2 separate regions of the Homo sapiens genome follow, and region 2 is linked to region 1. A link is an interaction called in ENCODE POLR2A ChIA-PET data of the cell type or tissue named here. Cell type or tissue: GM12878. All regions are shown on one strand. Each heading gives the region's core, and the rest is flanking DNA. Links, peaks and the distances in the headings are about the cores only. Region 1 overlaps COMMD1 (copper metabolism domain containing 1). Region 2 holds the start of MIR5192 (microRNA 5192).

The links. ChIA-PET counts read pairs that join two places held together with the same protein. Peaks named below come from ENCODE experiments on the same cell type or tissue, not always from the same donor. Only the 100,000 strongest peaks of a DNase experiment are listed, where the experiment ranks them.
Region 2: POLR2A ChIA-PET joins it to region 1 with 10 read pairs; 2 of 35 experiments call an interaction of 5 or more read pairs at or near these places.

What each region holds. Positions count from the first base shown.
Region 1 is chr2:62,063,138-62,071,137 of GRCh38, forward strand. All of the region lies in intron 2 of COMMD1 (copper metabolism domain containing 1), which reads left to right. Among named protein-coding and RNA genes, the nearest start is that of B3GNT2, 130 kb to the right of the region's middle. RefSeq lists an enhancer at 2,871-3,090. In GM12878, for the core only: no CTCF peak of the experiment used is centred there; DNase peaks (open chromatin) are centred at 2,196 and 3,204; H3K4me3 peaks cover 626 bases; H3K27ac peaks cover 2,253 bases.
Region 2 is chr2:62,202,820-62,219,582 of GRCh38, forward strand. The region is part of intron 1 of B3GNT2 (UDP-GlcNAc:betaGal beta-1,3-N-acetylglucosaminyltransferase 2); the gene reads left to right. MIR5192 (microRNA 5192) reads left to right here and starts at 3,007; the gene lies at 3,007-3,098. RefSeq lists enhancers at 1-297, 12,675-13,174, 14,825-15,324. In GM12878, for the core only: no CTCF peak of the experiment used is centred there; no DNase peak of the experiment used is centred there; H3K4me3 peaks cover 4,542 bases; H3K27ac peaks cover 749 bases.

The sequences.
Region 1 (8,000 bases), core at 1-8,000:
ACCCAGGAGGCGGAGATTGCAGTGAGCCGAGATCGCACCACTGCACTCCAGCCTGGTGACACAGCAGGACTCCGTCTCAAAAATAAAAATAAAATAAAATAAAAGAAAATATTAGCAGGTTGTGGTGGTGCACGCCTGTAGTCTCAGCTACTAGGGAGCCTGAGGTGGGAGGATCACTTGAGTCCAGGAAGTTGAGGCATGTGCCACCACGCCCGGCTAATTTTTTGTATTTTTAGTAGAGACAGGGTTTCACCCTGTTAGCCAGGATGGTCTTAATCTCCTGACCTCATGATCCGCCCGCCTCAGCCTCCCAAAGTGCTGGGATTACAGGCGTGAGCCACCGCACCTGGCTTAATATTTCTTAAATGAGTGAATGAGTGAACAAGACAGATTTTCTTATAGTGTAATCAAAATACAAATTCCAGAGCATGGGACTGTATTTCTTAGAGTAGCGTTGCTACATTAACTACTGTAATTACTTTTCGGTAAAAAATTACTTTTGGGTACTTTTGACCTGCATGTTTCTATAATGTTCTATGCAGAAATTAAACTCTTTTGTATAAACAAAAACAGTGTGGGCCTTTTTAGCATTTTTCTTTGAGATTGGAGACTTCAATATAGTGATTATATTTTCATTTCAAGAAATTCTATTTCGCTTTTTTTTCATATCTGGTCATTTAAAGTAATATATTCTTCCAGACTGGACAACATAGTGACACTGTCTCTACAAAATATATATATATATATATATATATATATATTAGCCAGGCATGGTGGCATATGTCTGTAATCCTAGCTACTCAGGAGGCTGAGGTAGGACAATCATTTGAACCTGGGAGGTTGAGGCTGAAGTGAGTGGTGATCACACCACTGTATGCCAGCTTGAGTGACAGAGTGAGACCCTGTCTCAAAAAATAGAACAAAATAATTTTTATTCTGTATCTGATTATTCCATTTTGTAAAGTTCTTACAGGTCTAAATGCTGTTATTTGTTTCTGCTGATTATCACACATAGTAGATTTTTTATTCTTATTTTTTAACTTTTTATTTATTTTGAGACAGAGTTTCACTCTGTCGCCAGGCTGTAGTGCAGTGGCGTGATCTCAGCTCACTGCAACCTCCACCTCCTGGGTTCAAGTGATTCTCCTGCTTCAGCTTCCCAAGTAGCAGGGATTACAGGTATGTGCCACAACGCCTGGCTAATTTTTGTATTTTTAGTAGAGATGGGTTTGCACCATTTTGGCCAGGCTGGTCTCGAATGCCTGACCTCGAGGGATCCACCCACCTTGGCCTCCCAAAGTGCTGGGATTATAGGCATGTGCCACCATGCCGGGTCCATAGTAGCTTTTTTATTCCTGTGTTTTATAATTTTTGATTGAGAGCTCATGTGATCTCTTTGTTATCTTCTAAGTAGATTTTTGACTTGTTCATTCTTTTGCTGAGGAGAAAGCTCTCTGAAGGTTACAGTTTCATACAGAAGTCTCAATTCCCTCTCTGGCTTGTATAGCCCTCAGGTATTGTCTTCTGTCTTGTGTAATCAGTAAAATCCATTGATTTTCAACTCCCTCTTTGTTCTTGGCCCTCTTGCTTTTTTTGTGAGTTTAGCCATTTATTTCAAAAGAGGTATTTATTTATCTAACCTTTCTAAATTTTTAAAAGTTTTTTAAAAAGAATATTTGTGTACCATGTTCTTAGAAACCATTTAGCCTTTTTGTATCAATATTTGGCATCATAAAAATCTATGCTGTGCCAGGTGCAGTAGCTCATGCCTGTAATTCCAGCATTTTTGGAGGCCGAGGCAGATAGATTGCTTGAATCCAGGAGTTCCAGACCAGCCTGGGCAACATGGCGAAACCCCATCTCTACTAAAAAATACAAAAATTAGCTGGGCATGGCGGCAAGCACCTGTAATCCCAGCTACTTGTGGGATTACAGGTGCTGAGGCAGGAGAATGGCTTGAGCCCAGGAGGTTGAGGCTGTGGTGAGCCAAGATTGTGCCACTGCACTCCAGCCTGGGTGTCAGAGCAAGACCCTGTCTCTCAAAAATATGTATATGATATATTTTCCTGGGTAAGTAGGCGATGAAGCTTGAAATTCTATCAATAGCCTGCAGAGATTCAGAACATATGAACAAAACTAATTATAACTCCAGGTCACCATGACTCAGTAAAGTACAATAGTGACATTTTATATGTACTTACTTTTTTTTTTTTTTTTTTTTTTTTTTAGATAGGGTCTTGCTCTGTTACCCAGGCTAAAGTGCAGTGGTGTGACCTCCTGGGCTCAAGCAAGTCTCCCATCTCAGCCTCCTGAGTGGCTGGAACAACAGCCATGCACCACCACACCTGACTACTTTTTTTATGTGTGTGTAGAGACACAGTCTCATATGTTGCCCAGCATTGTCTCTCCTGGGCTCAAGCCATCCCCCTGCCTCAGCCTCCCAAACTGATGGGATTACAGGCATGAGCCACCACACCTGGCCCTTATATATACTTACTTTAAAGGTAACTGGAAATTTAATTGTTGCTTTCATTTCAAATGCTTTACCAGAAATAGTACCATTTAGATCATGAAGGTATGATGTTTATTATAATCGTTCATTTGTTTTTAGTAAAAGTCTTCAGGGTGAAACTTTTGATAGATTATACCTCAAAGCAAAAATTAATGTAGATGTTTCTGTGTAATTTAGGAGGAACCATTTAATTGGAAACCTCTGTGATGATTTGAATTGTTATGCAGTTTAATTGTTAAATTAGAATCTTGAAAGCTATGAAAGAAAAATAAGAGAAAAAGAGAGAAATAAGAGTGGGAAATAGCTAGTCACAATGGAAGGAGTGTGAGACAGACTCAGGTGTAGAAATTGGGTCTTTCCACTTAGCACCCTAGAGGTATATTAGAATTTCCCACTCAATCTGGCTGATTTTACGCAGTGAAACTGGCATTACTGGGGTTTAATTTGAATTGACTAAGGGTACTTGTCCTTATTTCTTCTGAAAGATAAAATTGGAGAGAGGACAACTGGATTCTTGAATTATTTGTCATTTCTAATCTTACCGTTATTTCCTAAAATGACCCACAGATACTCCCTACCCCACTTTTTTTTTCCCCCACTACTGTGCTCTAGCCCTTAAAATGATCTTTGTTTAGCATTCAGATACCTATACTTAGGTTGAGGGAGGAGAAGAGGGCAAAGTGATAATGAAAATGCCTAAACTCCCAGGGAAAAATGAGGGGAAATTTTGACTACAGCCGCTTCACTTCTGTAATGACTGATCAGGGATGCAAAGCAAGATCAAATCTTTTTTTTTTTTTTTTTGAGATGGAGTCTCGCTCTGTCACCCAGGCTGGAGTGCAGTGGTGCGATCTCGGCTCACGGCAAGCTCTGCCTCCCAGGTTCATGACTACAGGTGGCTGCCACCATGCCTGGCTAATTTTTTGTATTTTTAGTAGAGACAGGGTTTCACCATGTTAGCCAGGATGGTCTCCATCTCCTGACCTCGTGATCTGCCCGCCTTGGCCTCCCAAAGTGCTGGGATTACAGGTGTGAGCCACCGCGCCTGGCCTAAAGCAAGATCAAATGTATATAGATTTTTTTTTTTGGTTTTTGAGACACAGTCTTGCTCTGTCACCCAGGCTGGAGTGCAGAGGTGGGATTGCGGCTCACTGCAACCTCCACCTCCTGGGTTCTAGCAGTTCTTGTGCCTCAGCCTCCCGAGTAGTTGGGATTACAGATGTGCACCACCATGCCTGGCTAAGTTTTGTATTTTTAGTAGAGACAGGGTTTCACCATGTTGGCCAGGCTGATCACAAACTCCTGGTCTCATGTGATCTGCCCGCCTTGGCCTCCCAAAATGCTGGGATTACAGGCTTGAGCCACCGTGCCCAGCCCAAATCTATATAGATTGATGGGCTATTTGTTATTGTTAAAATCCTAGGTTCCGGCCGGGCATGGTGGCTCATGCCTGTAATCCCAGCTACTAAAGAGGCTGAGGCAGGAGAATCGCTTGAACCCGGAAGGCGGAGGTTGCGGTGAGCAGAGATGGTGCCACTGCATTCCACCCTGGGTGGCAAGAGCGAAACTCCATCTCAAAAAAAAAAAGGAAAAAAAAAATCCTAGGTTCAAGTTTCAATGTTAGATGTGGAAAAAAGTACGGAACTTGGTCCTTATAAGTACTTAAAATTAGTTTTCTAAATGAAAAATCGGAACAAATCTTCTATTTGTATAGTTCATTCTAGGTATTTTCCTGTTTGCTTACTTGATCTTTAACACTCTTTTGTTGTTAGACATTATTTTCCCCAAGCCCCATAGAGTTGTATGACTTCAAGTTAAAGGGGAGAAAAAAGTTTATGGCTGATGCTTCATAACAAGACAGAGTAACAAGAGAAAAGCTTGCAAATTTATTTAATATTAGTTTTACATGACATGGAAGCCTTCAAAAATGAAGACACAGAGACCCAGGGAAAACTATTTTTTATGCCTAGTTTTGATGAAGAATGGACAGTTATTTAGAAGTATGATTGGACAAAAGTAGGGATATGATCCTATGGTAATAAACTGAGGGTAACTAAGCAAGGCCTGTTTGCTCGGATTCTTCTTGGCCTTTCTCTGTAAGATTCCTTTCCTTTGCATATAGGGCAGGACACCTGTCACTTTGAGGATCTTCTAGAGAGAGATCAGAGACCTTTCTGCTTCTAAGCTTTTCACAGTTTCTTTCAGCTTAAAATACTCAGTATGCCAAGGTGCCGTATTTTGAGGTACAGTGTTCTGTGCCCTGACAAGGTCATTGTTGATGGGACTTTTACTAGAATTGATTTTTATTAATTGTTAATCCCATTTTCTATTTATAGAATGCTGATTACCCTATCAAATTCCCACTAATGAAGAAACACACTGATCACAGTGTAGCCACCAGATAAAGCCATTCAGTTCGTGGTCCCAGTTAACTGAGAAAGGATAAATACCTAGGTCACTATAATACTATATAGAGTCCAGAGCTAGACCTACAGATATTTGGTCAATTGATTCTCAACCAAGATGATTCCACGAGGAAAGGATATATTTCTTTCAAGAAATAGAGTTGGGACAATTAGACATCTGTATGTGTTGAGGGGAGCAGGAGACCTTGAACCACATACGAACATTGACTCAAAATGGATCATAAAACTATAAAACCTCTCCCAGATATTTTCTCCCAGTGTCTGGCTTTTCATTCTTTTAACAGTGTGCTTTGCAGAACAAAATAAGAAAGCAGAAAATGTTTGTGATTTGGAGTTAGGCAAAGAATTCTTAGATATAACACCAAAAACATGATCCATAAAAGAAAAGTAATAAATTAGACTTCATCAAAATTAAAAACTTCTGCTGGAGTTCAAAATGACTGCTGAAAGTTACTACAAGGATAGTAGTTACCTCTAAGGATAAGATTGGAGAATGCAATTGGGAAGGAAGGTGCAGGGGCTTCAAAGATAGTAGTAGTATAATCTTTTTTTTTTTTTTTTTTTTTTTTGACCGAGTCTCACTCTGTCTCCCAAGCTGGAGTGCAGTGGCGCGATCTCGGCTCACTGTAACCTCCGTCTCCTGGGTTCAAGTGATTCTCCTGTCTCGCCTTCCTGAGTAACTGGTACTATAGGTGCATGCCAGCACACCCGGCTGATTTTTTATTTTATTTTATTTTTTATTTTTTTTAGTAGAGATGGGTTTCACCATGTTAGCCAGAATGGTCTCGATCTCCTGACCTCGTGATTCACCCGCCTCGGCCTCCCAAAGTCCTGGGATTACAGGCGTGAGCCACCAGGCCTAGCAGTGGTATTATAATCTTAAGATAGGTGAAAAGATACTAAAGACCTTTTTGGAGAATGAGAATACCACTGTCAATCAATAAATCCAACTATATTAAATAGTTTTGTCTAGAGCTATAATATAGAGGATTTACGAAAACTTTGCTTTGTATAACAAAGGCAGATATTTTATATTCTGGTTCTATTTTTACTTTTTCTGATATTAACTTCAGATTTTTTATTTTGGCTTTTTTTTTGTTTTGTAGAGACAAGGTCTCACTGTGTTTCCCAGGCTGGTCTCAAACTCCTGGGCTCAAGCTATCCTCCTGCCTTGGCCTCTCAAAGTGTTGGGATTACAGGCTTGAGCCACCATGCCTGGTCAACATCAAGTTTTAACATGATGTTAATTCTATGTGTTTTAGGACTTTGTAGAATAAGGAAAGAGGCAAATATGGGAGATTTGAAGATTTTCAGTGAGACAGGCAAAGTAAGTTAACAATCTGATAGGAAATAATGTGACAGAAGGAGAAGTTTTCATTGATTAGGGCCAGGCACTTTATTTGACTTAAAATAATTAGAGCTCAGATAGTATTAGGAGTAGCAACTCAGGTAGGATATTAATTGAAGGGGACAGAATTGATGTGGGTGGTGGGTAGGGCAAGGACTTAAAATTGACCAAAAATACGTAACAATACGTATTTCTGGGGCCTGAAGGACAAACCCTCACTGGTTGTATTTCTTGGCTGGCAGGCTTATAACAAGAAGTTTTCAAGGGAGACTACATGTTAGTTTTTTATTTTGCTTGAAGAGAGAGATCATTTCCAAGTTGACTTTTGTCTTCTCAGTGTAACATTTGGCACTTCTTTTCCTAAAATTATCACTTGTGGCTGAGATACAAGCTGTTGAATTCAGACTATAAGCTAAATTGTTGGCTCTCGATTATTCTTGAGATTGAAAATCTTTCTGGCATCAACAATTTAGATCTATCAAAATGTGTTAATAGCAGTAAATCTTCAACTTAGAGACTTAGAATATACTGCAATATTTCAATTCTGATGCTAACCACTCAAAAGTTAGCATAGACCCCACAAGTTAGAGGCACAGTTCCCAAAAAGACTGCCCTCACTTCAGATGCCTGTTGCAAGTTGGGGTTGGGGGTCCCAGGCCATCTTCATTTCTGACCAACTGGCTATAAATTGGAGGGATCCCTTAAGCCTCCTTCAGGCTCTATAATTAGAACAACTCACAGAACTCAGGAAAGTACTATACATTTGACCCTTGAACAACACGGGTTTGAACTGCACAGGTCCACTTACTAGTGATTTTTTCCCAACAAAAAGTAAATCAGAAATATAGTTGGCTGGGTGCAGTTGCTCACGCTTGTAATCTCAGTACTTTGAGAGGCCGAGGAAAGAGGATCGCTTGAGGTCAGGAGTTTGAGGCCAGCTTGCACAACATAGCGAGACCCTGTCACCAAAAAAAATATTTAAAAATTAGCCAGGCATGGTGATGCTTTCCTGTAATCCCAGTTACTGTGGAGGCTGATCACTTGAGCTCAGGAGTTTGAGGCTTCAGTGAGCTATGATCATGCCACTGCAACCTAGCCTGAATGACAGAGCAAGACCCTGTCTCTAAAAAAAAAAAAAAAACAACTAAAAGATAAAAGAAAAGGAAACAAAGTATTTGCAGGATGTGAAACCCATGTATATGTGTTACCAGAAAGGGCTCCTGATCCAGACCCCAAAAGGGTTCTTGGATCCCACGCAAGAAAGAATTCAGGATGAGTCCATAGAATAAAGTGAAAACAGGTTTATTAAGAAAGTAAAGAAATAGGCCAGGTGCAGTGGCTCACGCCTATAATCCCAGCACTTTGGGAGGCCAAGGCGTGCAGATCAGTTGAGGTCAGGAGTTAAAGACCAGCCTGGCTAACTTGGTGAAACCCTGTCTCTACCAAAAATACAAAAAATTAGCTGGGTGTGGTGGTGCATGCCTGTAGTCCCACCTGCTTGGGAGGCTGAGGCAGGAGAATCACTTGAACCTGGGACATGGAGGTTGCAGTGAGCTGAGATTGTGCCATTGCACTCCAGCCTGGATGATAGAGCAAGACTCCATCTCAAAAAAAGAGAAAGTAAAGGAATAAAAAATGGCGACTACATAGGCAGAGCAGAGGCATGGGCTGCTTATTCTTATTGTTACTTCTTGATTATATGCTAAACAAGGAG
Region 2 (16,763 bases), core at 528-8,527, 140 kb after region 1:
TCAAATGTCACCTACCAGGACTGGTGATCTGCCCTCCTCCTCCTACCTCCCTTCTCCCCCTCATTTCACTCCAGGCACAAGGCCCCCAGCTTTCCTGCCTCTGGCCTTTGTGGTGACTGCTCCCCCTGCCTGGAACTATCCTCACCTCTTCTCTGAGAGGAGGTTTTCTCTGATCACCCGGCATAAAGCAGCCTTTCCTTATCCCCTGTGCAGTGCTTCATATTTCATCTAAGTGTTTATCAACCTTACAGCAATCAACTCTGACTTGGTTCTTTGCTGCCTGTTTTCAACACTGCTTGGTTTAAGTAGGCGTTTGACATTTGTTGAGTTAGGCCACTTCATTAAAGTTAGTCTTAGTAGAGGGGAAACTGAGGGCTCAAACCAGGGCAGGGATAGTACAAGATTGAAATATGTATGTGTGTTGTTTGGAAGAGGTGGGTGAGAGAAAGACTCCTGGTGGGTGTAAAGGAATTTGGAAACCAACTAAGGGAGGTTAGGAGAAGGGCCATGACACAGGTATATTGGGGCATTTTTTAGCATACGGGATATGGGAGTCTGTAGTGATGTCTAGGGGACAAGAATAGGGGGTAAGGGAAGACCCAGCAATAGACTTGGGCCCAGAACTGTGGAGCAAGTCCATTTTGTGGGATGGGGCCAAGGAGCAAAGGCTGCCAACATGCAAGAGAACCCTGGGGGTTCCTGAGCTTGGGGTGGGGTAGACATGGTGGCCAGCAGTATTGGGTGCCCTAGAAAGTCAGGAGGGTGCAAGGACTGCGAAGATTCTAGAAGGTGAGGGGGATTGGGAGGGTCAAGGCAGGACAAATGGGCATGACAAGGAGCATGTGCCTGGTGCCTTTGGAGAGGGAGAGGCTGAAGATGGGGGAAACAGTGGAGATTGCTATTGGTGCAAGACCCCAGAAGCAGCAAGAGCTGTCACAGGGAGTGGAGATCCTGGGAGTTGGGGGTCAGGGACTGGCTGATGTAGAGAACTTGAAGTAGGTTTTGGTCCCAGAGCTGACATCAAATGTCTTTGTAGCTATGGCAACCCACTTAGCTCCTGTTTCCCACCTCCCTGCAGAATCGCATGAAACCTGCACAGCCAATTTCACATGTTTATTATTGGAATCCATTGAACTCATGAATATGAAAGTGTTAATGCTCTGGGAAGATATTTCTATGGACCATAAACTTGCTGCAGTTTATTTGTGCTTCAGAATTTTTTTTGAGACAGAATTTCCCTCTTGTTGCCCAGGCCGGAGCGCAATGGCATGACCTTGGCTCACTGCAACCTCTTTCTCCTGGGTTCAAGCAATTCTCCTGCCTCAGTCTCCTGAGTAGCTGGGATTACAGGCATGCACCACCATGCCTGGCTAATTTTGTATTTCTAGTAGAGACAGGGTTTCTCCGTGCTGGTCAGGCTGGTCTCGAACTCCCAACCTTAGGTGATCCACCTGCCTTGGCCTCCCAAAGTGCCTGGTAGAAATTTTTCTAATTGTTTATTTTCTTTGAGAAGCACTTAACATCCAACTGGTTCTCCAAAGTACTTCTTTTTTGAGTCTTGATCAGGGAATAACACAATTGTGGTGAGTTTTATGTGCATGTGTGTTTTTAACCCTCCAGGTCTGGCTCTAGATTGTTCACTGGGAAGCCGAATGATATTTTCAGATTCAAATATATTTGTCTAATAATGAAAGGGTCGAAGTGTTACAAATGCTATCCTTTCTAAATAGTCAACATTTGGAACTAGTGAGATATATTTTTACCTTTATTATTTTATGGTTGTCTTTGAAGCTTGTTTATAAGGAACTTTTATGTAACTTTATTCTTGAGATGCAGCCATTATATTTTTGTTCTTTTCCTTTACCACATAAGGAATTATTTCCTTCAAATGAACTTAAAATATCTCTCATGAATACTCCTATTTTTAACTGAATGTTTCTCTTTTTTAAAAAACTTTTATTCTTCAAAGTTCTGATGGATCGTCTTTTTTTAACTCTTTATAATGGAAATTTTCAAACAAGTGCAGATACAGAGAATGGTATCATGAAGCTTCAGGTAGCCACCAGCGGCTTCAGGGTGATGATTCTTTATTTTCATCTCTACCCCACTCACGACTAGGGGCCCATGGGCACCATCTAGAGAGGGAGAGAGAAGAAGGTCACAATGGACCACAGAGTGGGCAGCCATCAATTTAGAGATAGCGGAGGCTGGGGGAGAAGATTGGACGCCCCCAGGGAGAGTGACAGGCAGACCGGCGAGATTGGAAGCCCGTGGCACTGGGATTGCTGTGGTCCCTCGTCCCTCCACATATGTGATCACCTATGGTATATGAAGGGAACGTGCAGAGACTCGTTTAAAACTGAGGTGACTCAAATTGCTTGGTAAAAGAGGCCCAGTTTTTAAGCAGTTCAATAGTGCCCACATATTGAGCAAACATGTTCTCTTTTTACTGTGGCGACAAAAACTTTTCTTGGCGGGTGGCCGGAGAAAGCTATGTTACTATTGCACTTCTTTAAATACGGAAGCAAGTCTTGGTCGAAGGCCTGAATGATGCCTCCCCTTTTATAGAACATTTGGATAAAAGGCCAAAGTGTTACTTTTTTTTGAGGATACGTATTTTAAAATGTATATGGTTTATTTTGATACTTAAAAAGCAACAACTTGAAAACAACAGTCCTGAAACACTTGTCAGTAAGGTGTTAGGATTTAACCAGCCTTTGAGAAAGGGAGAAGAGGCGGGACAGGAATCCGAGATGGAGCAGGGAGCTGGTTTGCTTCTTTGCCGCCTTGCTCTGAAGTTGCCACCCAGGGTCACACATCACTAGAAGTGTTTTCCTCTGGGAGGAGGATGATGTCTGACTGTGGAGAAGAGGCAGCATCCCAGAGGGAGCCCAATTTAACTGGATGCTCAGTGTGAGAGGAGGAGCGCTGGCATTTAGTGGCTGTGTGCCGTGGGCGGGGCCTGCCAGCCCTTGGCTGTCATTTGCCACCTGAGGGACAGGCTGCTTAGTTCCAGCCTCCTGGCTCACCTGGAACCATTTCTCCTGGGAAGCATGGTAGCCAGGAGAGTGGATTCCAGGTGGTGAGGGCTTGGTACTCCTTTTGGGGGATCCTGAGTGCCAGGAGAAGAGGATGAAATCGATGGACTGGGGGAATCAAGGCTGTCCTCATGGAAGAGGAGACAGGATTTGAACCTGGGCCTTCAAGGATGGGGGTAAGGATGGAGAGAAGCAAGATAAGGGATGTTTTAAGCCAGGAGAAACCAGGCTGAGAAGAGGTATGGGTGGGGAGGATAGTAGTTGTTGTTAAGGGGTGCTGGTGTCTAGAGGCCTCCGGGATGGGGTTTTAGGGGTGGCCTGCCTGGATCAAGGATCAGCTTGGACGTGCTCAGCGAGGATGGGGATGCCCATTTCCCTCCATGCAGCTCTGGGCTGGGGGCGGCCCATCTGGGTTCTCAGTTCCTGCCCTCTCCCTCTACTTTTTCTGGGAACATCAGACAACTTTCTGATCCTGTGAACCAGTTTACTTCTCTGTGAAATGAAGACACCTCAGTCACCACTTGACTGTGTATCCAATTGCGCCCATGGCATATGGACAAGCCCTCACTCAGCTAATGGGTGGGCACTAGGTGTGCAGTGGTTAATTTGTTTTATTATAAGGAGTGTCCTTGATACCTTTATCTCATTTCTCTATTTTTTTTCCCTTCCCCAAAGTGTTAGACCATGCACTTTAATCCAACATTATTTTTATATGTTTTTTATTCTTGTAGAGACAGGATCTCTCTCTGTTGCCCAGGCTGGCCTCGAGTGATCCTCTCACTTCCACCTCCCAAAGCACTGGGATTACAGGTGTAAGCCACTGTGCCTGGCCTAGTACAACATTATTTAAAAATCTCTACACATGTCTACTCTGCAGAACTTTCTGCACTCTTTGTGCCTGCTTTTGGAAGAGCGAGTCAGGCAGTTCTCTCCAAGCTGCTACCCTACAAGACTCCAAATGGATAAGCCAAGGAGTCCTGCAGTCTGAGGTTGTAGTACCTCACTTTCTGGTGTCCCCTTCGCTGTAACCAAGAGCATATTCTCTTTTAAGAAAATGTGTCACTGGAAACCTTCATCCTAACTACCAAGAAATTGAGACTTCCCAAAGCAATTTATTAAATTACTTAAAATACAATGTCATTTGTATAATTGTGAACACTTATTGAAGTTACAGAAGGTTATTTTTAATATGCTATATGTAATCTCAAGTTGCAGCATGTTCAATGCTTTTTTGATTTTGAGGTTACATTTTTATTTTGGAAGGAAGACAAATGTAAACGTTTATCTTGCAGGGAAATGTTGGGGATGCTCTCAAACTCTACAGTTTTGTTTTTTTTTTTAAGACAGGGTCTCACTCTGTCGCTCAGGTTGGAGTGCCGTGGCACGATCTGGGTACACCGCAACCTCTGCTTCCTGGGTTCAAGCGATTCTTCTGTCTCAGCCTCACGAGTAGTTGGGACAACACACATGCTACAGGCCACCATGCCCAGCTAATTTTTGTATTTTTTGCAGAGACGGGGTTTCATCATTTGGTTAGACTTACGGTTCTTGAGGGACAAGAATTGCCAAGTATAATTTAATAGAATTGGAAAGGCAGTGGTTGTTTTGAAAGAGTTTGTCTGTAGAGTACCTGATGGAAGTGAGGTACATCCGTGGTCCCCAGCCTTTTTAGCACTGGGGACTGGTTTTGTGAAAGACAGTTTTCCACGGACTCCAGGGTGGGAGGATATGCGAGATGGTTTCGGGATGAAACTGTCTCACCCTAGATCATCAGGCGTCAGATTCTCGTAAGGAGCATGCAACCTAGATCCTTGCATGCGCAGTTCACAAAGGGTTCGCCCTCCTGTGAGAATCTAATGTCAAGCTGATCTGACAGGAGGCAGAGCTCAGGCAGTAATGCTTGCAGGCCTGCCCACCACTGCTCACCACCAGCTGTGTGGCCCCGTTCCTAACAGACCATGGACCGCTAGGGGTCCATGGCCTGGGGTTTGGGGACCCCTGCCATAGATTATTCTTGCCTGGGAAAATAATGGATTGAATTTGATTGCCTGAGTGCTTAATATTAAAGTGCTTGTTTTAAAATTTGAAATTTCTGCTTCTCTGTGTGTGGCCAGTTATCACACCAGTGGAACTAAGTGGTGGGGAATGGTGTACTTTTGAAAGTCGATCTTATGAGTTTGAGAGGGGTCATCTTTAAATTTTGTAAATTGGTCATTAGTTGAATTCTTGTACATTTTACTATGTAAAATGACAGTAATCACTTTTTCGTACCTATGTGAAAATAGTCTCCTTGTTTGTATGTGTCTGTAGACATGAGGAGCCCACATAACAGACAACAGATTCCTCCTTCCTTCCCCCCTTCCTTTCCCCCTTCCTTCCCCCCCAATCTCTACACCAAGACTGCCAAGACTGGGCTGATGGCCTACTTATTTCCAGAAGCACTTGTACAAGGTCACTTGGATAACAGTTTATATAATGGGATTCTGTTTCTAGTCCAGTAAATGTAATTTATGCTTGTGCGTTTCTATTAATTTTTAATTGCCTTCTTTCTCACCTCCCCCATCCCTGAGGCCTGTGTTTGTTTATAGATTTATTTAATTGTATTTGTTTCCTGAGTCATGTTTTTAGGTGATGTACTGCCTTGAGATGACACCACGTAATTGTGTCTTGAGGAGTGAGGCCTAGAGGGGAAAGCTCGGGAATTGGTAGATGCTTAGGATACTTATGGAGAAGAGGGCCAGGACTGGCACAGAGCCAGGGACCAGAGGGAGGGATGCTGGGGAGGGGGGTGTGTGTGAAATTATCCAAGAATGGTTTGCTAGAACAGTGTTTAAAATGTTTGATCAAAATGGTCAAAGAATACAAAATGTCCTTAGATTAGGTCCTGGTTCCTTTACTGTCCCTCCCCTTCTTGTTCTCATATTGATTGTGTGTTGAGTGGTAGGCACTAGAGATGCAGAAGTGAATATGGCCCATTCTGCCCAGGAGTCCTTGGTGTGTCAGACCTGTTATCACACCGTGTGCTAAGTCAGATAAATGTGGGTGAGGTGGTGGTAACAGCAAGGGGGAAGAAATACAAGCAGCCCAACCTGGGTGGGGGCAGTGGGGTGGGAGGAAGAGGTGACACATTGGCGCTTTTTTGGTTGTTGTTGTTGCAGTCTCACTCTTGCCCAGGCTGGGTCGGAGTGCAGTGGTACATTTCAGCTCACTGCAGCCTCTGCCTCCCGGGTTCAAGCGCCTCAGCCTTCCTAGTAGCTGGGATTACAGACATGAGCCACCATACCCGGCTAATTTCGGGCCATTGGCTCTTCTGTTTTTATGTTGATAGCCCAGAATGGAAGCTATAGACTGTGAGAAAAAGACTTTGTTACTAATGATAATTTTGACTACTGGACTGGACTCCCCAGTCCCCTGGGACACGTGGTAGTAATCCTGGTTCTCTTCCCCAGGGCAGCCTTGGGCAAGGCTCTGTCTCCCTGTGCCTTGGTCTCCTCTGCTGTAAAAGAGATATTAGAGTGGATGGTCTGTAAGGCCCTGGGAAAGAAATTCTTGGAGCTTCTTTCTGGTAATGAAATTGGGTCACAATCTATGTATGAATTCATGTGCATGTTGTTGAAAAACAAGTAAAAGAATGAGGTAAGCCAGGCGTGGTGGCACACTTGTAGTCCCAGCTACAAGCTGGTGGCTGAGGTGAGAGGATCACTTGAGCCCAGGAATTCAAGACCAGATGGGGCAACACAGAACACAGGCCAGACCCTTTACCCGCCCCCACGCCGTCACCCCCCACACACACCAAGAGTGAGATGGTACAGTTGGTGGGTAACGCTGGTTCTTTGATCCCTTTCCTTCACAGGAGAGCTGGGGTCTGGACCAGCCCTGTGCCACTGTCCCAACCCTGTGGCAGGTTGTAAAGTTGTGCTGATCTCCCTTCACTGCAGGCTGTGATGTTGGAGGGAAGGAAAAGCAGATTTTCTCCACCTGTAGCCAGCTCTGACAGGTGTTTAAGACGAGGCTAGTTTAAGCCCCAGCAGTCTCTCATCCTTTCGTATGAATAATCAAAACTGAGTCATCACAAAACATATCTGCAGGGGATTCTGCCTATGGTGCGGAAGTGTTACCAGACCAGGACCCCTGGATACGTTAAACCATTGGGTGATTCCCGACTGGCCATTTTGTTGTCTACATTATTACTTTCTCATATCAATTTGGAAAGAAAAAAAAATTCGATTCCCCCTGCCTTTCCTTGGAATGGTTTACATCTTCCTGGATGGGTATCCACAAATGCAATAATTTTGGTACCTTAATTTTTTAGAACTACAACTTTATTTGGGGATTCTCAATCCTCCTCGAGCAACGGTATTGTGTGGTAGAAAGTATAAGAGCTTAGACCCAAGGTTGGGACCAGAGTCCAAACACTGACTCCACTGGGATTAGCTCTGTGACCTCAAACTAATTGCCTCACATTTTTTAGTTTGTTGTGGAGATTAAATGAGATGAGAACATCCCAACATTAAAAATGGGCAAAGGGCATGGGGGAGTAGGAAGACCAGGAAGGAAGCATATGAAAAGATGGCATCAATTAAAACAGGGAGATGTTCTTTTTTGGTAAAGATTAAAAAGGAGGACAGTGGCCGGGTGCGGTGGCTCAGACCTGTAATCCCAGCACTTTGGGAGGCTGAAGTGGGCAGATCACTTGAGGTCAGGAGTTCGAGACCATCCTGGCTAATATAGCGAAACCCCATCTCTACTAAATAATACAAAAATTAGCTGGGTGTGGTGGTGGGCGCCTACAGTCCCAGCTACTTGGGAGGCAGAGGTAGGAGAATCACTTGAACCCGGGAGGCAGGGGTTGCAGTGAGCCGAGATCGCACCACTGACTCCAGCCTGGATGACAGAGCAAGACTCCATCTCAAAAAAAATAATAATAATAATAGGAGTACAGTATTCACTGTCAGTGTGGATGACTTCATGCTCTTGGGTATACAACGAGAGGATAAATCAGTGTGACCTTTCTTTTTGGTGGGAGGTTAAGGGTGAGAGTGAGGGGAATAGCTTGATTCTATGCTAACTGACTTTAAAAGGTTGGGTTCCCTTCGTAATATGTTTCCTCCGGAAGTAACCAGATGATGATGTGTCTAGGAGGGTGTTTATGTGTTTTCAGTTATAGGAAAAATCAGAAACAACTCATAAGCTCATTGATTAGCAATTGATAAAGCAGTTGGGTGGGGTGGCTCGTGCCTGTAATCCCAGCACTTTGGGAGGCTGAGGCAGGTGGATCATTTGAGGCCAGGAGTTTGAGACCAGCCTAGGCGACATGGCAAAACCCTGTCTCCACAAAAAATACCAAAATTAGCCAGGTGTGGTGACATGCCTGTAGTCCCAGCTACTCAGGATGCTGAAGTGTGGGGGCATCGATTGAACCCAGGAGGTTGAGGCTGCAGTGAGCTGTGATTGCGCCACTGCACTTCAACCTGGGTGACAGAGTAAGACCCTGTCCCCCCCGTCCCCCCCAAAAAAATTTGATAAGGCAGACCACATTTACCTATATTCTGGCAGGGGAGTTAGAGATCCGACAGAAGACAAACCACTCTTCCCCTGTGAACTGAATCTGCTTTAGAGAAATTAAGTCTTCGGGACAACAAAACCAACTAAAGTTGTAATCAATGGGCATCCAACTTGGAGTTCTTCGTTTTTTCCCTTATTTCATGTTCCTATGTGATGTGGTCAGTTTTCTGTTTTAAGTAGAGGGGACAGGAAAGAAAACACATTCCTCCAGTCCATCCAGCAGCAGCATTTGTGAAGCAGCCACAGCTTCACATACTTTCTTCCTAGCAGCCCTGGGCCCCACCAGCTCCTCCCTGCCCTTCTAGTGTGGCCTCAGAAGCTGTCTGTCCATGAACTGGCTGTGTCCATCTCTGCCTGCAGACGCTCTGTGCCGTACCCCATGTCTTGCCTGCCCTGCTTCTCTCTACATTTCTGAAATTTGCCCTGTTGGAAGCCCCACTAAGGTCCTGCCTTGACCCCTGCTGTTGACTAAAGGGCTGTCACGTATTTATTATCTCTGCCAATTCAGTGTATAGGACCCATGTTTTATACCCGCTTTTCCCCAAACCCCAGACTTAAATAAAAATGTTCGTTGTTAGAAATGACTCTGGGTTGGTGATGTAGAGATCTATAACTTGTGCCAGTTTTTAAGTATTGCCTTCCTGCTCCAAATTCACCCTCAGTTGCCTGATCTCTGAAAATGGGTCTGGGCCCTTTAAATGTTTTTTCTTTGCCTTTTGTAAGTAGAGGGCTCTGAAGGGGACCTTGTAGGAGGAAGGGATTTTTCTTCCTGATTTCATATGTGTGCATGCGCATGCTTTTCCTGCACTCCTATATTCCTGCAGGGCACACCTTTCTCCAGCATCTGTTGCTCTGTTTTCTGCAGCTCTGGCATCGGTGGTACCAGGAGCCTAAGACTGGGTGGTCCTTATCCAACCCAGATCATTGCTTCCTACAGCCTCTCAGCCCCCATGTGTGTACCCCAAGCCCCCCTGGTGCTGGCCATCTGGTGAGCTAGCCACCTGATCTTTGTCCTCAGCACAACCCTAAGCTGCTCTGGCCTAGGGTATACATTGACGTGGTAAGCTCCTATGGAGGGAGGCCTCTTCACTCTGGTCCAGCAGCACCTGATGACTCCCTGTGTGTGCCCCTCCTTCCTTCTGTCTGCTTGACTGTCTACACCCAGACTTGCTTGCCTGTACCCTAGAGGGTTGCCCCTGCTGCTTGGTGACTGTGGGGGATCTCTGGCCTAGGTACCCAGGAGTTTTTCTGCCATCTATACTTTCTTCAACAAACTCAGAAAAAACCCCTGCCCTACCAAATTTTGGGAGATATTTTTCATCTGTTCCAGGGCATCCTTTAGATTGTTATTTCATCTTTATAGTTTACTCAAGTGTCATATTTATTGTATTAAACTTCCCTTTCTTAGATTACTGTTTGGTTTCTACCTGCTGGTTGAACCCAGACTGAAAAACATTCTATGCAGCTCACCTAAGCAGGCAGAAGGATGAATCAGAGAGAAGTCTTTAGAGATTTCTGAGGGCTCACTGAGAGGCTGCCAGAGTACACTTGCTTGTACACAGGTCCTAGAGGTTGGAGTGGAAGCATTTACCAAGCCACGTACAAGCTCTTAACCAAGGGCTTCCAATATGCATTAAGCTCCCCAAAAAGGGACTGCTTGCATTCCGGTGTTTTTTTTCTAAAATGACTGTCAGCTGGGGCAACATGAGGAGACCTCGTCTCTACAAAAAAATTTAAAAAATTAGTTGGGTGTGGTGGCACATCCCAGCTGCTCGAGAGGCTGAGGTGGAAGGATCGCTTGGGCCTGGGAGGTTGAGGCTGCAGTGATCAGGCAACTGTAGTCTAGCCTGGGCGACAGCGGAGACCCTGTCTCAAAAACAAAAAATGATTGTCCCACCTTAGGTAAGTAGATGCCCCCAGGTTGCAAATCTGTACTAAGGATCTTCCTCTAGATATGCTTCCCATGACTGTCATGGCCTTGTAGGTTACAATTGCTGGAGGTCCATCCCTCTCCAGAAAGGAGGTAGAGATGCCCCATTTTGGGATAAGGGTGCAGGAGGGATAATGGGTCTGCTGCGGAAGAAGATGGCACCCTCACCTGGAAGCACTGCTCAATCCCACACACCTGCACACCCATGAGTCTGCTGCCTTTGGTGGTCTGGGGCTGACTGTGGGAAATGAGGGGGCGGCTGTACTTCTCACCCCAGTTTACCTCTTCAGATCTTGCCCCCACCCTCACGTCTAACATGGAGTCAGCACTGCTGAAATTCTTATCTCCCCTAAGTCTAGCAAGTTATTTAAATTTTTCTGTTACCCTTTAGTTCTTAATAAGTGAGACAGTTTTCTATAAACATGTCTGTAATTCAGCACACATGTGATTTTTCCATTGTCATCTCTTAGGAGAAAGGGTGTATATATATATATAATCTGGTTTCTACTGAACACTGTGTTCAGTAAACTTGTCCAGATGACCAAAGTATCTGTTCCTTTAGCAAATGCTGGGTAAGTCTCAGGTACCACGTGCTGGAGTGTAATGGTGGTGCAGTGTGAAGACCTTGACTGCGGAGGGTTCCCAGGCAGAGGCATCCTGATCAGGAGCAGATACCCTGACTCCTGGGCAATGAGGCTGGTGTTTAGGCTGGGGCATACCCTTGGGCAGGAAATCTCTAAGAGAAAGAAGTGATGAAACCCTGAGTTCAACCTCTGGGAATGGAGAAGAAAGGAGTTCTAGAAAACAACAGACACATAGCTAGAGTTAGGCTCTGAGGGAACAGTAGCATATTGGTGGTGGTCTGGGGGAACTGTGGGAACAGCATGAGCAGGGAGGGTGTGTCCAGGGGACTGAAGACTTGGGAAATAAGACATATTTGGGAACATAGTGGGAAAGGAGGCTGTAGGCTATTGCAGGCTCTGGAATAGAGGAGAGATGAGGAGGGAGCTACCAGTGGCGTAATAGAAGCACCTGGCTCCTGGCTGAATGCGCAGAGCAGGAAGCAACTCAAGGTAATGTGGGGTTTTCACCAGGTGCCTGAGAACTTGATCCATTGCACACAGAGGCCCGAGGAAGAGGGACTCTGCAAGGCATGTGGAAGCTAATATCTGGAGTTAGTTTGTTGACCCATGAACCCTCCTTTTGGAGGTGATGCTCATGGCATTGAATGGAGGAGTTTGTAGAGAGAAGACTACTAAAGAGGCAGTGAAGGACGGAACTTTGAGAAATGTGCTTCGTTTAGGGTTTGGTGGAAAAGGCAGACCCCTGAAGAGCTATTGGAGGTTGTATCATCCCATTTTACAAAGGAGGAAAGTGAGGCTTAGAGAGGTCGGGTAACTTGCCTAAGGTCACACAGCCAGTAGGTAGCATAACCAGAATTTAATCCTGGTCCTGTCACTCCAGATGCCAAACTGGTTTTCCAGTCTGAAAATGGATCTGGGACATCTCCATCCTCAAACGTCTGCTACCCTTATTTTTAAATTGCATAATCTTTCCACCTAGACCTAAAACCCTCTTTAGTTTACTAAAGGCAGGGCAGAATGGCCTCTGGGAGGGTTAATTCCCTTCTCCTCTTTTCCTCAAAGGTTCTGTATGTGTTTATTTGAAGAATACTTCTAGTGGCTAATTTGATTTGAAATGATGAATATCATTTGAGAAAATCGGCCACACTGGGCTTTCGGGGGGTTGTAATCAGTGGGGGCCAGAATATGTCCTGCCAGATGCTTTGATCTATAATGTTGCCTGTGGGACTGTGTAGGTGAGTAGATTCATTATAAATACGTTTCCCTTTTAATTTGAACATGAAGGCTAAAAGTAATGGCTGGGAACCAAATTCCTTAAATCTAGCTGACAATAGTTCTGTGACTTACAGACTGGAGAGCAGAGGTAGACCATCATCTTAGCTGAGTGCCAGCCTCTTGGTGAGGGAGTCCAGGGAGTCCTGAGGCTCCCTTGCCCCGGTGAAAACCCAGGCCAGGCCTCTTTCCGCAATCAAGGAACAAGCTGTAGGTGTGGCCCAGCTCTTCTGGTCCCACTGAGCTGCTCCACTCACACCCTTATCACTCCACCATCTGCCAGCAGTGCTGGGAGCTATTCTCTCCCCTAGAGCCATTTAGCTGCAAACTGTCTCTGTCTCTGTTTATCCGAGCAGAACCTGGAAGGGGCTGGCAAGGACTAGGCAACAGATGGGACAGCCAGAGAGGTGAGGACTTAGGTAAACCACTCTTGCCAGACTCCCGGAGGTGGTGGGGAGGGAAAGGGCAGAGTGAACGTGCTCCTCTGGCCTCGTGATATGGCAGGGGGCTTGGGCTCTTTCTGAGGATTTGTGTGTCCTGTTGGAGCAGGAAAGTGAACAGGAACCAGGATGCCCTCTAGAGATGGAGGCTGCTAGCTCTGACACTCCTGGGGTTTAGTCAGAAGCTTGGATTTCCAGCCCCTTTCTCTCAGCCTGAGTGGGTGGGGGTGACTGGTCATTTTATTTCACGGTTACAAGGAGGCCTTGCTTTTCTTTCATCCTTAATCTTGGTAGTAGGAGAAAGTGCAGGGCAGCCTTGGCACAGGTCTTGGGTCTGGCTTGTACGTATTGCTCGTTCTGTCCCTGGCTAGTTACTGTCGGGCATCTTTTTAGCTTGCCTGAGCCCATGGCGGGGGAGTCAGACCCTGCCTGAGTTCTGGGAGAGAGTCCTCATGGCTGTTGGTGGCCACATTCAAATGTTTTCTGGCCAGCAGTTTTGCTTCAGTGCTACAGGGCTCTCAGAATTGAAGGGAACCTTTTTAGGGTCATTGGGTTCAGGGATTCCCAGTCTAGTGTCCATGAGTGAAACGTTGGAATTGTTTCAGTATTTGAGTCCTAAGGAAAACAGCCTGTGTGGGCTAAGTAGGTATTGAAGACCTTTGCTTTGGTCAGAGTGAAACCAGCTGAAGGTCATCTCATGTGGATGGGTGGGAGGGAGGCCTGGGGGAGGAGGGATCATAGCTTCTGATTTTTCTTTTTTTTTGTTTTTTTTAAAGAGATAGGGTCTCACTCTGTCACTCAGCCTGGAGTACGGTGGTACAATCTCAGCTCACTGCTGCCTGGATCTTCTGGGTTCAAGCAGCCCTCCCACCTCAGCCTCCTGAGTGGCTGGGACCACAGGTGCATGCCACTACACCCAGCTAATTTTTTTTTAATGTAGACATGGGGTCTCGCTATGTTGCCCAGGTTGGTCTCGAACTCCTGGGCTCAAGCAATCCTCTCACCCTGGCTTCCTAAAGTGTTGGGGTTACAGGCGTGAGCCATGGCACCCAGCCCATAGCTTCCGATTAATAGAACGGTGGGACAGTAGGAAAATGGGCGCCCTTGAAAACCATGGTTTTGCATGGGAGAAAAAAAAATTAAAAACAGCCTCTTAGCTAAGAAACTAAGGTCTTGAGAAATTGGCTTCCCCGGGGTCATAAAGTCCACGTGAGTCACTGTCTGTTTTCACAGCTTGGTAATCTTTCCCATGTTCCAGTACAATGTGTAGAAGAAACTAGAACTAGAAGGCCTGGGCGCAAGCCCTGACTCCATCACTTGCTGGCTGGGAACCTGGGACTCTCAAAGCCTCATTTTTTCTCATTTTCTTTTAGGGGAGAGATGAGTGGGGGCTGCATTTTGCCCAGAGCCTAGCCTGTAGAGTCACTAATGTTACTTAAGATAGTACACTGCCTCCCATATCTGATGGTTGACTCGTAGTTTTGTGGGTGAAAATGTATAAATACAGAGCTTTTAAAAAGTTACTTTAAGAAGATTAACCATGGAAAATTAGACACAAATCCCTTCAGTTCCTGCGGTCATAACCATACGCAGCAGCGTTTGCTTCCGTGATTGTGTGATGGTTGAAAACTCGCACTCTGGAGCTATCATTGCCTGGGTTTGAGTCCTGGCTCTACCATTTACCAGCTGTGTGACATTGGACAAGTTCAGTCACTTGTCCACCCACCCCGTGCCCCCTACCCTGTGCCTCAGCGAAATAAGCAGTGGGAATTTAGAGTATCTGCCTCAAAGGATTGCTGGTGCTTGGTACATATTTGTTAAGGCAGGTGTGTTCATGTTTCACTATTACATGTAGGAGCCCTTAGGACGTGGCACAGGCACAAGGGAAGGTGTGCAGGTAATAGGGATGGGTGTTGTGACAGCCTCTATGCAGCACTGTAGGGGTCGAATACGGCGATGCTGACACAGGCTGGGGGTGGGCTGTGGAACAGGGAACCCCGCATGGGGCTGTGTGCTGTATCCCGGTCCCCAGCGTGCGGCGGAAGAGGCTGCTTACAGGGCAGACCTTTGGGCAGCGTTAAAGGATGTGAAAACACCCTCTCATCCCACCACCCTGAATAAACCCACTTTGTTTTTGTGTAGTATTTTATCTAGATTGTCACATAGTTTCAGCATCATGTCTACTGTTTTGTAAGCCATTTTTCAGCTAAGGTTTTCTCTGTTATACTGTCTTTCTAAATATTTTCATTTCATTAAACAAAACCAACTGAAGTTTCAAAACTGTTCTGTCCCTGTTGGGGACAAGGTAAAAAGCTAAGGTTGCTTTGTGTTTGTATATGGGGTTTTCTCTTATTTCTGTTACAACAGAAAGTCTGTGTTTCACAGCGAGAGTTTATAACATCTTCCCCCAGCTTTGGGGTGAGTTTTCTTAAATTCTTCTTACGCAATGTAACTTCCTGCTGAAGAAAGGACATTGGAATTGGGTTTTCTGTCTGCGATGGGAATGTTTAGTCAGATATTTAGAGAGCTTTTTCCCACAGATATTTTTATGGGGGTCACTGCTTTATCCTCCTTTCCATGAACTTGGCTTTGTTCTAAGAGCCTACTAGAAGCCGAGTTCTCATGCAAGACACTGTGCCCAGGTCACAAGTGCACGATGACATTTAACCTTGATGGAAATGTGCAGTTGAGAATCTTGTTTTCTCCACCTTCCTCTTCAGATTGGCTTGAAAGAAATACCCTTTAGCAAGTAATGGGAAGAGTTGCCTCAAATTGAGCCTTTGGGAATCTGAAGTCTTTTACAAGAAAGGCTGATCTGTTTCCTGAGGTGGGGCTGGGAGCTTGTAGGTGCCCCCATTTCTCTTTCTTTGGAGCCTCTTTAACTATCAATGTACCATGATCCCGTGCCATAATCAGCCTGTGGGACTTCACTGTTGACCTGGTCCAGGTAACTAGAATGTGGTTGAGCCTCATAGAAAAAAGAGATCCAGAGAGTCCTGGATTGGGAGCCAGAAGGTGGTCTTGTCTAAGCCTTGTCACGTAACTCTTCCATAATATTCAGGCAAATCATCAGTCCCCTCTGAGCTTCCATTTTCTCCTGGTAAAGTGGCATCCCGTGCAATGAGAAATGAGCAGGAAAATGCCCTGCGGGCTGGAGGCCTTGAGCACTTAAATGAAAGTTGAGGGTGGTGTTCCCGGGAAGGCCATTCATTAGTCCCTGTGTCTTGAGCCAAGGTGATGTGAGAACTGTACCTTGACGTGGCCTTGATTGAGGAAATAAAAGGCTGAATTGTAGCAGATGAAGTTGGAAATCTTGCCAGGGGTCAGCAAGCTTATTCCTCAAAGCATCCTCAAAAGAAGGATTGGTGTTTTCCGTGATAGAGGCTTCAAGTGGTTATGGCTGGATTCCAGTTATTCATGGCCTCTCCCATAATCTAGATGTATAAACTTGTTAAATTATCTGGAGTCATTTTTACATGTTATTCACTCTGTATCTTTCCTAGGAGAATTAGCTCTGGAAGTTCACAGCCTCCTATGTAAAGTACTGTGCTTCCCTTTTTTCTTCCCTAAGCTGTCCTCTTTTACTCCAGAAATTTTGGTAAAGGTCTATTAATGTTTAAATCCCTTTACTGAGTTAAATTTTTGCCGGGTATTAAGCTGTTCATAGTATGTGCTGTTTTTTCCTGAGTAGTTTTGCTCTGTCACCCAGGCTGGAGTGCAGTGGCACGATCTCAGCTCACTGCAACCTCAGCCTCCCAAGTAGCTTGGACTACAGGAGTGCACCACCATGCCTTTTTTGTATTTTTAGTAGAGGCAGGGTTTTGCTGTGTTGGCCAGGCTGGTCTCAAACTCCTGGCCTCAAGTGATCTGCCCACCTCGGCCTACCAAAGCAAAGTGCTGGGTTTACAGGCGTGAGTCACTCTGCCTGGCCCCT